Linked DNA regions of Homo sapiens: regions 2 and 3 are each linked to region 1. The links are chromatin contacts, found by Hi-C or POLR2A ChIA-PET in ENCODE. All regions are on one chromosome and are shown on one strand. The core of a region is the stretch at or near the end of the contact, and the rest is flanking DNA. Distances in the headings are between cores, read along the strand shown.

Region 1 (3,398 bases), core at 356-2,855:
GCCTGGCATGGCCTTAGGTCCTGTTTGTAAGTTGGTATCTTACTGCCACAGCGTCCATTCTGTCAGTCTTATGATCTCTATTTTAACATTAATGCTTGTTAGTTGTTGTGTCTAAACTGCACAAGGGTATTAGTGAGGCATGTTCGACCTCCCTTCCCATCATGGCTGAGAACGCAGTTTTTAAGGTTTCTGGGGCCCTCTTGGCCAAGAGGGGTCCATTCAGTTGGCTGTGGTGGGGCTTAGGAGGTTATTTTTAGTTTATAACCCCCTATAACTCCCTTTCCTTAGATGTTCAATGGAGGAATGATAGTGAGGATTTAATAAGATAACTCATAAAATTCTTAAAACAGTGCCCACACACAGTGTCAGAACTTAGTAAACACTGGTTACTGTCATTGTTAGGACAAATTTGAAAGCTAAATTTCTGACATTTTAAATGTAAAAAACGAGTATTTATTTGCATATACTTATGTTACCATTCTAGATTTCTAACATTTAAAATGCTTCTGGCATTTTATTATAAAAATAGGACATGCTTAATTGTAGTAACTGGGTAACTGCCAATATGTAGAGAAGAAAATAATAATCATCTGTTATCCCTAACTCCCCACTTTTCCCCATAAGAAAAGCTGTTAAATTTTGGTGTTTACAACATTTTTATCTTTGCATCTAAAAAACGACATAATTTTGGAATCTCGTGTGTTGTTGTAACTTGTGTATTTATTCAGTAAGTAATATATTTGGGCCTGATGATGGGTTATGGTTGTAACCTTTCATATTAGCATTGGGAAGAATCTCTAGGGGATGTGTGCTCTGGAAGATCAGCAGCTTATTCACCGCGTGGATTTGGCTTCTGGGATTCTCCCATCAAGACCAAATCCTATAGTTATTCAGTCACTCCTCCCCAGCTCCTGCAGCAACAACAAATAACACAGCTTTGCAGTCTGGGATGATGGCAGAGGAAATGGGAGATGTGAGGGGCCTTCGGCAGGCGGAGTGCGTCAGGTAAAGCAGATTTCCAAGCCTGCACGTGTACATGCGTGTGCGTCTGTGATTGTGTGGGTGTGTGACAGTGTAGGGGAGCCAGGAGCGAGAGGAGAGGACGGCGATCGTAGGGGACACCTGAGAGTCAGAGGCCCGAGGGGGCTGGGACTCATGTCGAGGTCGGGGAAGGATGTAAAACCCGGACGGACATCACTGTAGGCCGCACCTGCTGAGAGGCCAGAGCTGCCTCCTTGAGAGTGAAGTTGTTTACAGACAAGAGAAGAGATCTTGGCGGACACATCACAGCTAGCCGCGAATCCCGAAGGGTCAGCAGAGCCTAGAAAGGTAAGTGGGGGTGGGCAGCATCCCCGGAGGGGCCTGCGAGGCCTGGGGGCGGAAGGGAGCGGGCAGTGCCCGCACTGGGCAGGGGTGAAACCCTCTCGAGAGTTGGCCCGGACGCGTTTCCCGCGTCCTTCCTCTTGAGGGCCCAGTACCCAGGTGGCTCCTCGTTGTGGCGTCACAGAACAGCCGACAAAAGTGATGGATTTCAGGGGCCAGCGACGGCGAGGTCCAGGTCAGAGAGCCGGTGGGCAGCCAGGCACAGAACCCGCTCAGGCCCTGCCCAGTCCCCGCCCCCTCGCTTCCCGAGCAGTGATTGGCCGAAGCGGCCCCTCGTTGCTATGACGGCACCAGAGTGCTGCCACTGGCTCCACCTCGTCCCTTCCGCCCCGCCCCTCCGTATTCCCGGGCGGTGATTGGTCGAGGTGCCCTTCCCGTTGCTATGACAGTACGCAAAGGCTGCCAGTGGCTCCTCCCGCTTCGTCCGCGTCGCCTGTCCCCGCTCCCCATCTTCCGGGCTGGGAGGGAGGCGGGACCGGCCGCGTCTCCATGGCGACGCGGGACGCGGCGGTGGAGGCGGTTGCTACCCACCTGCTAGAGGCGCTGCGGCTGTGATCCAGGCTGGGGCGAGACCATGTCGGACCTGGGCTCGGAGGAGTTGGAGGAGGAGGGAGAGAATGATATTGGGGTGAGAGCTCCTGGTGAGAAAGGGCTTCCCAGGGTGCGCAGCGGCGGGGGAACCTCGAGGTTGGGTTTGGAGAGTGAGGAGGCGCAGAAACCAGAGGTCTGAGCCACAGCTCCCCAGGATCCCCGGCAGGGACGAAGGCCACGCCAGACACACCTGCGTGCGTCCTGGAAGTTGATGGTGAAAAGTGAAACGCTGTGACGTCTGGTTACCACATGCCGCCTCGTTCTTCCCCCACCCCCATCCTGCCTCCCATTAAAGGCAAAGATTTCCCAGCGGAAGGCTTTGGAAGTTTCCTCCTCCCTGTGTTAATTCCCATCGAGGCAGTTTTCTCGGATGAGCAGATCATCCCACGCTGCCATACTGCCCTTGAATAAGTCATTTCTGTAGCTGAGATTTGCTCCCCCGGCATTTAGATGCATGGAGGATAGTTGCTTCCTGGCAGCCTCCAAGAAATGCTGAGGAGGCCCTGGGCTCAGGAGAGGGTTCCTGAAGATATTACCTTATAGGCGTATCCTCACATGTGCTTTCTTCAGTCCCCATCTGAACTGACCCAGGTCTTTGGAGTTATTTCCTGAGTTAGGCAGCAGAGAGGAGAAAGAGGGCACATCCAGCCTGTGAGCTGGGTTCTGTGTGGGAATATTTCTATCACCCAGAGAGTAGTTCCTCCCTACTCCAGAGAGTGACCTCTCCATGGCTGACAGATAGGGAACCTCAGCCACTATGGTCTGCATGCACAGTACAGAGTTGAGGTACTTTCAGAATTAACTGAAAAATCTAGCGACTCTGCAGTGGTGCTGTCAGTGCCTGCCCAGACCTTTTTGCTAGCTCTGGGCACTCATCTCCCAGCTTCCGCCTGATTTGCTACTCAAGCTATCACCTCTGTGCGCTGGAACTACCTGCCCAGTATGGAGAGCCAGAAGTGCCTGAAATTCACATCCGGCCAGACAGCCAGTAGCTAGTGCAAGAAGCAGGACAAAGTCTGCAGTGCGATTGATGCCCCCAGAGTCCCTGTTGGATTAGGCCAAGTCTGGGACTTCACCTGCAAAGGCATCCTTCCTTAGCTGCCTGCCCTTTCATGTCTACTTCCCTGCCCTCTTTACTACTTTCTCCCAGGAGAGCACTTAAAAAAATCAGGCCAGGCGCGGTGGCTCACACCTGTAATCCCAGCACTTTGGGAGGCCGAGGTGGGCAGATTGCCTGAGCTCAGGAGTTTGAGACCAGCCTGGGCAACACGGTGAAACCCTGTCTCTACTAAAATACAAAAAATTAGCCGGGCATGGTGGCGGGCACCTGTAATCCCAGCTACTCGGGAGGCTGAGGCAGGAGAATGGCTTGAACCCGGGAGGCAGAGGTTGCAGTGAGCCGAGATCACGCCACTGCACTCCAG
Region 2 (3,398 bases), core at 226-2,725, 1.5 Mb before region 1:
TCCACTTCCCTAAGAAAAGTCTATCATCTCGTCTAGGTCTCTGTAGAAAAAAAAGAGAGAGGAGGAGAGGAGAAGAGACAAAATAAAGCAAAAGGAAGGAAAGAAATAAGTCTATCACCTAAAGCTGAAGCAACAAAATTCAACCTTCAATATACAGTTTCTCAGGGATCTAACAGGAAGGAACACAGCAGGTGCACACCCGCTGACAGAGTGAGAGGGAAACAGGAGTTCTCACGACATACAGTCTACTGTGGCCTGGGCACCCAGATTTTGCAACAGAGAGTGCTTCCTTTCCAAGCACGAAAGACAACTAGAAAAAAACTAACTGCATACATGCATGAAAATACAGAATACTGTCAAAGGTCAAAAATCGTAACAGTCTGAAACACCTCTCTGCAAGTCACCTAAAAGCCAACCAACAAACATTTCAATACTTCCCATAAGCTCACTGTTCTTAACCGTATTTAACTCTGGAGAGTCACACTTCTAAAATTTAGGGAACATTTTTCCCGTAACAGAAAAACAGTTCCTTTGTGTATGCATTAAAGGAGGGGTGCGGGGAGGACACGACACCCAAGAGGCACCAGGTGTCCGTAGTGTAGACTCGAGCGGGAGGCTGTTCATGGGGAGCAAGCTCGCCTAAGCGCCCGAGCCTCGGCTTTCTCATCCGTAAAATGGTTTGAGTGCGCGGCGGGGAAGTGTGTAGGAGCGAAAGCAGTCCCGGCGGCTCTGCCTGACGCTTCACCCCGCAACAAACTGTTCCTACTTCGCCAACGCCTGCAACTCTGCGAGCCCCCAAGGACTTCCCCGTAGTCGGGGAAAGGGCGCCCGCGGGCAAAACCGCCCGGCGGAAGAGGCCGGGGCCCCCAGGTCCCGGGCGCGCGGCTCAACGGGGGCGGGACGGGGCGGTGGCAGCCCCCGCTCCTCGCCCTCGACGCCGGCGCGCGCCCAGTCCCGGGCAGAGTCCGCCGGGTTCCACCGGCTCCAACTGCAGCCGGCCCGAGGGCGCCCCCCAGGGGTCAGAGGTCGCCCGGCGGGAAGGTCAGAGGGCGTCCCCGAAAAGTCAGAGGGCCCCGCCTCAGCCGCAGCCCTGGTCACACCTCCAGGAAGCGGCCCAGCCCGGAGCGCGCCGGGGGCTGAAGGTCTGGGGGCGCCGGGTGCATAACGCCAGGGCCCGGGCCCGCCCAACGACCGCCGCGCCCTCCCCGCCTCCGGGCACTCACAGGTGACGATGGGCTTGTTCTCCATGGTGTAGATCACCGGCGGCAGCGGCTCCTCAGAGGCGTCCATGGGCGTCCGGCGTCACCGGCCCGGCCCCCCGCGCCCCATGGGCAGCCCCGAGGCCGCGCCGGGCCCAGCCGGAGCCCGAGCCTGAGCGGCGCCGCCCGCCCGGCCGCGCCAGGCAGCTCCGGAGCCGGTTGCGCCGCAGCTGCCGCCCGCTGCTGCCGGCCTCAGCCACTTCCGGCCTCGGCGCCGCCGCATGACCATTTCCGGGGCGCGCGAGGCTTCACGGGGCGGGTCTTCGCCGCGCTTCGCCTCCGACGGAAGTGCGCCCGGGCCGGCCGCGCGGGACCGGGAGGTGGGAAGTGGGAGGCGGAGCGGGGCTCCCGGGACACGTCCATCTTCCTCCCTCGGCAGTGGGCGCCCCGCTGGGCCCTGCGCCGGAGCTGAGGCCAGGACTCGGCAGGCGGGCCTCGCGCGCGGTGAGCGAGCCTGGACGCTCCCGGACCAGAGACGCCGGCCTCGCTGCCCTCGCGTTCCCCGCAGCTCGGGCGTCCCGCGGCGGGCCGCTGCTCCCCGGCCGGGCTCCTTATCGCGCTGGGGGCTCCCGCAGGCCCTCGCCGCTGAGTGTCCCCGGCGCGTGCCTTCCGCCTACCGCTGGGCTCTTCCCGTTTCCCTCACGCCGCAAATGTTTTTGTGGGGACCTGGCCCTCGGCATTTCGGAATGCCACAAAATAAACCTCACACTTAACTGCATATGGGCTTCTTGTGCACGTAAACGGGGGGGGCGGGGCGCGGGTGTTTCTTTTTCTTTTTTTCTTTGGAGCAGGGTCTTCCTCAGTTGGCTCAGGCTGGAGTGCAGTGGCGGGACACGGCTCACTGCAGCCTCCACCTTCCAGGCTCAAGCGATCCTCCCGCCTTGTTTCCCCCCGCCCCACCCCCTCCGCCAGTAACTGGGACCACGGGGGCAGCCACCACGCCCAGCTAATTTTTTTCTTTTCTTTTCTTTTGTCGGGATCTCACTATGTTTTCCAGGCTGGTTTCAAACTCCTGGGCTCAAGTGATCCTCCAGCCTTGGCCTCCCAAAGTGTTGAGATTACAGGTGTGAGCCATCACTCCCAGCCATAAAATGACAAAAACTGTCAACCAAAAATAATCAAAAGGGTCAGAATCTAGAGTTTAGTCAAATGCGAAGCTTGAGGCGCCCAGGAAACATTATAAAGAATGGAAGTCAGTGTTCTCAAACGTAGAAATTTGGGGTCGTTTCTATAGCCAGCGTCTCGGGAAGCCTAACCGAATTTCAGCGTCTTTTCTGTATAAGGCCTAATGCATAGTTACAACAGTCTGTTTAGTCGAGGTGGTCTTTTTCTTTGGGGACCCACTGAAGATGAAACAGTCCTGGGGTCTCTGTGCTGTCTGGTCTAAGTCAGGTACAGGACAATGGAGACAGCTAATCTGTAACAAAAATCACCAAATGGGAAGGGGGAGACCTGGTCTTTCTTAGTCATTAACAGCAGCAGTCCCCAACCTTTTTGGCACCAGGGACCAGTTTCATAGAATGCAGTTTTTCCACAGACAAAGTTGGGGTGGTTTCAGGACGATTCAAACACATTTCATTTATTGTGCACTTTATTATTTTTATGTTGTAATATGTAATAAAATACAACTTCCCATAATGTGGAATCAGTGGGAGCCCTGAGCTTGTTTTCCTGCAACTGGACGGTCACATCTAGGGATGATGGAAGCCAGGGACACATCATTAGGGATGAGATTCTCATAAGGAGCACGCAACCTAGACCCCTCCAATGTGCAGTTCACAACAGGGTTCACCCTCCTAGGAGAATCCAGCGCTGCTGCTGACCTGACAGGAGGCGGAGCTCAGGCGGTAATGCCAGCGATGGGGAGCAGCTGTAAATACAGATGAAGCTTTGCTCCCTGGCCTGAAGCTCACCTCCTGCTGTGTGGCCTGACCGGTATGTGTCTGTGGCCCTGGCGGTCGGGGAGCCCTGATTTACAGAGCAGCCACAATGAGGAAGACACTTGTGCTCAAGAACAAGGAGGAAGAGCATTAAACTGTAATCGAAGAAGCAGAATTGCAAACTTGCTACTGACTCAGTCTCCAGGGCTTAACTTCACCCTTGGCATCATAAGTTTAGAGAGTCCTGAAGTTTTTTTTA
Region 3 (3,398 bases), core at 347-2,846, 1.3 Mb after region 1:
CCCCCTAAACTAATTAAACAACTACAGAAGTTATTCGGCAGTTTCCTTTTTTAAAAGAATTAGCATGGCATGTCTTTCCTCTTAAAGTCTTGAATAATTTAATGAGAATTATACAAAAGTCATGAGTATGTTCTATTTATGGGGGAATCATAGCTGAATCAAAACCCAAATGACAATGTTAAAAATAAAAATAAACTATCTTCAAATAGTGCATTCAATTGAGCAAAGGACTTCAAATCCCACTTGGATTAGACAGTTTGAAAGTAGGAGGGGGCAGATCAATTGGGATTTTTTTTTTTTTTTTTTCAGATCACTGTGCTTGGGAACATTTGTTTCTTGCTACAAAAAGTGTTAGTAAATGAACATCAGAGTAAGAGAAAAGGAAAGCTGTTTGATTTTATTTTTGTGTTGTAATCGGGATACCACTTGGTCCCCGGACACCTCACTCAGCCCCTGTTTTTTTCCCGGTAGCTGGAATGCTTTTCACACTCTGCACACCCGCGTGTAGATGCATCGCTCCGTGCAGAGGGGCAGGGCCGCCGGATGAGCGAGGACACAGCTGACAAACCAACTCCGAGAAAGGAAAGCGGGCGCAGGGGAGACGCTGCTCCTTCCTCAGAGCAGCAAGCGAGCCACTTCTTAACCGGGTTGCTTTTAGCTGAGCTCATGCATAAATCCTTTTTAAAGGGTACTGCGCCTTTGGAAGCCGGCCACGAGCCTCTTTAGCAATGAGACAGCATGGTGGTGGGGTGGGGGGGGGGCGGGGGGGAGGGAGGGTATGAACACGAGGTGATTTTCCCCATAATAGCCCGTCGCCCAAGGCCCACCGCTCCGTCTCCCGCTGGAAGTAGGTGTCGCCCGCAAGAAGGAAATCACGTTATTGGAGGCGGCAAGTTCCAGGTCTCCTCTCCCGCCCAGCCCCGCGGAGGGGGAGCTCACAAGTTCTGAAACACTCGCGCACACCCCTCAGTGCGCCCCGGGCGGGGGCTGCCGTCCTCCGCGACTCAAGAGCGAGCGCCCCCGCTCCCCGGCCCACCCGAGCCCCTCTGCGTTCCCCGCTCTTCTGTGCGGGGACAGCTGCTGCTTTGGGGGCGACGCTAAGCCGCGTGGAGGCGTCTCTGGACAGCCCCCTCCCTCCAACGAGCCCGAAAAGCCCGCGGCAGCAGCCGGGGGTCCCTACCTTCTGCGGGGGGGTCCCGATCAGCATCTCCAGGTAGTAGCCGCGGCCAGAGTCCCCCTGCAGGTTGTCTACCATGGCCAAGAAGTTGGCGGCGCCCGCGGGGGACGCCAGGGCAGGCTCCAGGGCGAGCGCCAAGCCGTCGGCGTGGCGCTCGGCAGGGGTCCCGGGTCCCGGGGTGGGCGCAACTACGCGGTTCGTGGCCGCGGCCACCCGGAGGGGCAGCGTGAAGGGCGCGGGGGCCAGCTCCGGGGCGGCGCGCAGGAGCCACTGGGCCAGCAGAGGCAGCAGCAGCGCCCGGGCCAGTGCGCCCATGCCCACGGCGGGGCCCGGGGGGCGCGCCCAGCCTAGCCGGTCCCGTCCCGTCCGGCAGCCGCGGCTCAGCGACTCGGCCGGCGCGCGGGGCTGCGGGCAGGGATGGGCGCGCACCGGGACCGGCGGCGGCGGGGAGGACGGGAGGAGGGCCCAGGGGAGGAGGCTCGCGGGAGGGGAGGAGGCTCGCGGGAGGGGAGAAGGCGGAGGCCGGGGAGGCGGGCGCGGAGGCGCAGAGCCGCCCCAGCCCGCGCCGCCAAGTTGGGCAAGTTCTTCTCCGCTGCCCCCTCTGGCGGCCGCGACTGCCCCGCAGCGGCCCAGCCCCTCCCCCGCGGCCAAGGTCACAGCGGGGCTCGGGGGGCGCCGGGGTCCACCTGCGCCTGCCCTCCCCACCCTCGCCGGGCTCAGGCCGCGCCTCTTCCCCGGGAAACTCGAGTCCCGAATTTCCTCGGAAAGCGCCCCAGCGGCCACGGCCAACGGATGTGACGAGGCTCATCTGATACCGGGGGGAAAGTTTCGAGAACCCTTAAAGGGGCAGCGAGGGCCTGAACTAGGGCCCCGGCCCCGCGCGCTTGGGGGTCCGCGGGGGTCTATTCGCCCGGCAGTGGCGGGAGCTTCCGGGGGTGACTCGGAGGTCAGCGAGGAGAGCGGTGGATCGGGAAGGAGCCTGGAGCCTCGCGCGCCTTTCCGAGCCTGCGCCTCCCCTCGCCAAGCTCCTCCGCCTCATTTCAGTCGCCGGGTCTGGCTGCTTTCGAGGCGTTTCCCGTCCGCTGCCCCCGAGCCCCCGCCCTCAGTCCAGCCCGTTCCCCGGCCTCATCCCCCGGCGGCCCCTGGGTGGTTTTAAAGAGGTCTCAGTGGAGGCTGGGAGGGTGGAGGGTGGAAGGAGGCAGAGGAGGATGCGAGAGCTTTGGAGAATTTTCCCTAAAAATCGGGGGAGGTGGGGGGCGTGGCTGCTGCTGGCGCCTGGCCCCAGCCTCATTGCCCCCCCTTACTCCCTCTGTTGCCCACAGCTAGCTGCGAAGCTGGGCTTCACCCCAGCCACCTTCCCCCCACCCCCGCCCCCTTCGCCCCCTCCGCCGCGCCCCTGTCCCTAATGCAGGTCAGATGCTACTGGAACCCGCTGCCTCCCCTGGCACCCAGCCCTCAGGCCACCTAGTAAGTTGCTGTCAGGATCCCAAATCAGGGCCACGAGTCCACCCTGCTGTGATCCCTGCCCTTCTCCCCCACCTCCCCTTCTATCCCCAGCCAGCTCTCTGCGGACTGTCTAATTAATACTCGTTTAGCCATAGACGCCAAGACGCAGAAATGCGTTGAGTAATGCAAGCAACGAGGGTTATTTTATTTTAGATACTAAAGGCAGGGGGGACAATTAGACAAGCTAAAGTCCATCGATTTCTACAGAAACAAGGAATAGAAAATTCTTTGTACCTCCTCCAGCTGAATTATGTTGGCTGTTTTAAAAAACAAACAAGCCCATCTTCAAACAGTGGGGAGTTAGAAGCCAAGCTTCCCCGAATCACTGCAATTTTCAGCTACTTCTACTCAAGATTTGATTTTTATTCCTGTGTTCCCAATTTTAGAATCACGTCTAGCTCTGCAAGGGACCTTTATGTCAGAGATCTTCAAATGTATTGATTTTCAGATGACTTTAACCATAAATCACACTTCCCCCAAACTATATCTCAACTTTAACAAATCCCCAACTCCATGAAGAAAGGCATAGCTGGATCCCGTGATATAACTTAAGTTGATATTCTCCATAAATCTGCATAGTTATTCCAGAGCCCTTCTATTCATATATTCACGTTTCAGATTCAAGGTTGTGGAGGGAATGTGATTTTTTTTAAAATGATTATTTATACTCCTTGGTGTCCAGTCTTGAGGGGTTCAAAAAGACATTCAGACAGCT

Evidence for each region. Hi-C counts contacts between places; a loop is a spot of excess contacts on that map. ChIA-PET counts read pairs that join two places held with the same protein, here RNA polymerase II (POLR2A). Pooled maps may share reads with other maps.
Region 2: a loop to region 1 is called in a pooled map, with 10 times the contacts of the local background. The contact joins the promoter of TRAPPC10 here to the promoter of RSPH1-DT in region 1. A Hi-C loop is called at or near these places in 2 of 50 pooled maps. POLR2A ChIA-PET finds 5 or more read pairs at or near these places in 2 of 52 experiments (OCI-LY7 and T-cell).
Region 3: a loop to region 1 is called in a map of gastrocnemius medialis, with 12 times the contacts of the local background. The contact joins the promoter of BACE2 here to the promoter of RSPH1-DT in region 1. A Hi-C loop is called at or near these places in 2 of 168 maps with a recorded cell type or tissue (ascending aorta and gastrocnemius medialis) and 4 of 50 pooled maps.

The regions. Positions count from the first base shown.
Region 1 is chr21:42,494,746-42,498,143 of GRCh38, reverse strand. It overlaps RSPH1-DT (RSPH1 divergent transcript), which reads right to left and starts at 1,605. Exons shown (of 3, transcript NR_135518.1): 1 at 1,479-1,605; 2 at 1,211-1,321; 3 at 701-911. RSPH1 (radial spoke head component 1) reads left to right here and starts at 1,920. Exons shown (of 9, transcript NM_080860.4): 1 at 1,920-2,011. The coding sequence starts at 1,958. RefSeq lists silencers at 1,574-1,813, 1,844-1,963.
Region 2 is chr21:44,010,386-44,013,783 of GRCh38, reverse strand. It overlaps TRAPPC10 (trafficking protein particle complex subunit 10), which reads right to left and starts at 1,475. Exons shown (of 23, transcript NM_003274.5): 1 at 1,224-1,475. The coding sequence starts at 1,290. RefSeq lists enhancers at 1-20, 41-100 and silencers at 651-1,320, 1,471-1,850.
Region 3 is chr21:41,166,358-41,169,755 of GRCh38, reverse strand. It overlaps BACE2 (beta-secretase 2), which reads right to left and starts at 1,596. Exons shown (of 9, transcript NM_012105.5): 1 at 1,181-1,596. The coding sequence starts at 1,492. It overlaps MIR3197 (microRNA 3197), which reads right to left and starts at 2,199; the gene lies at 2,127-2,199. RefSeq lists a silencer at 1,588-2,037.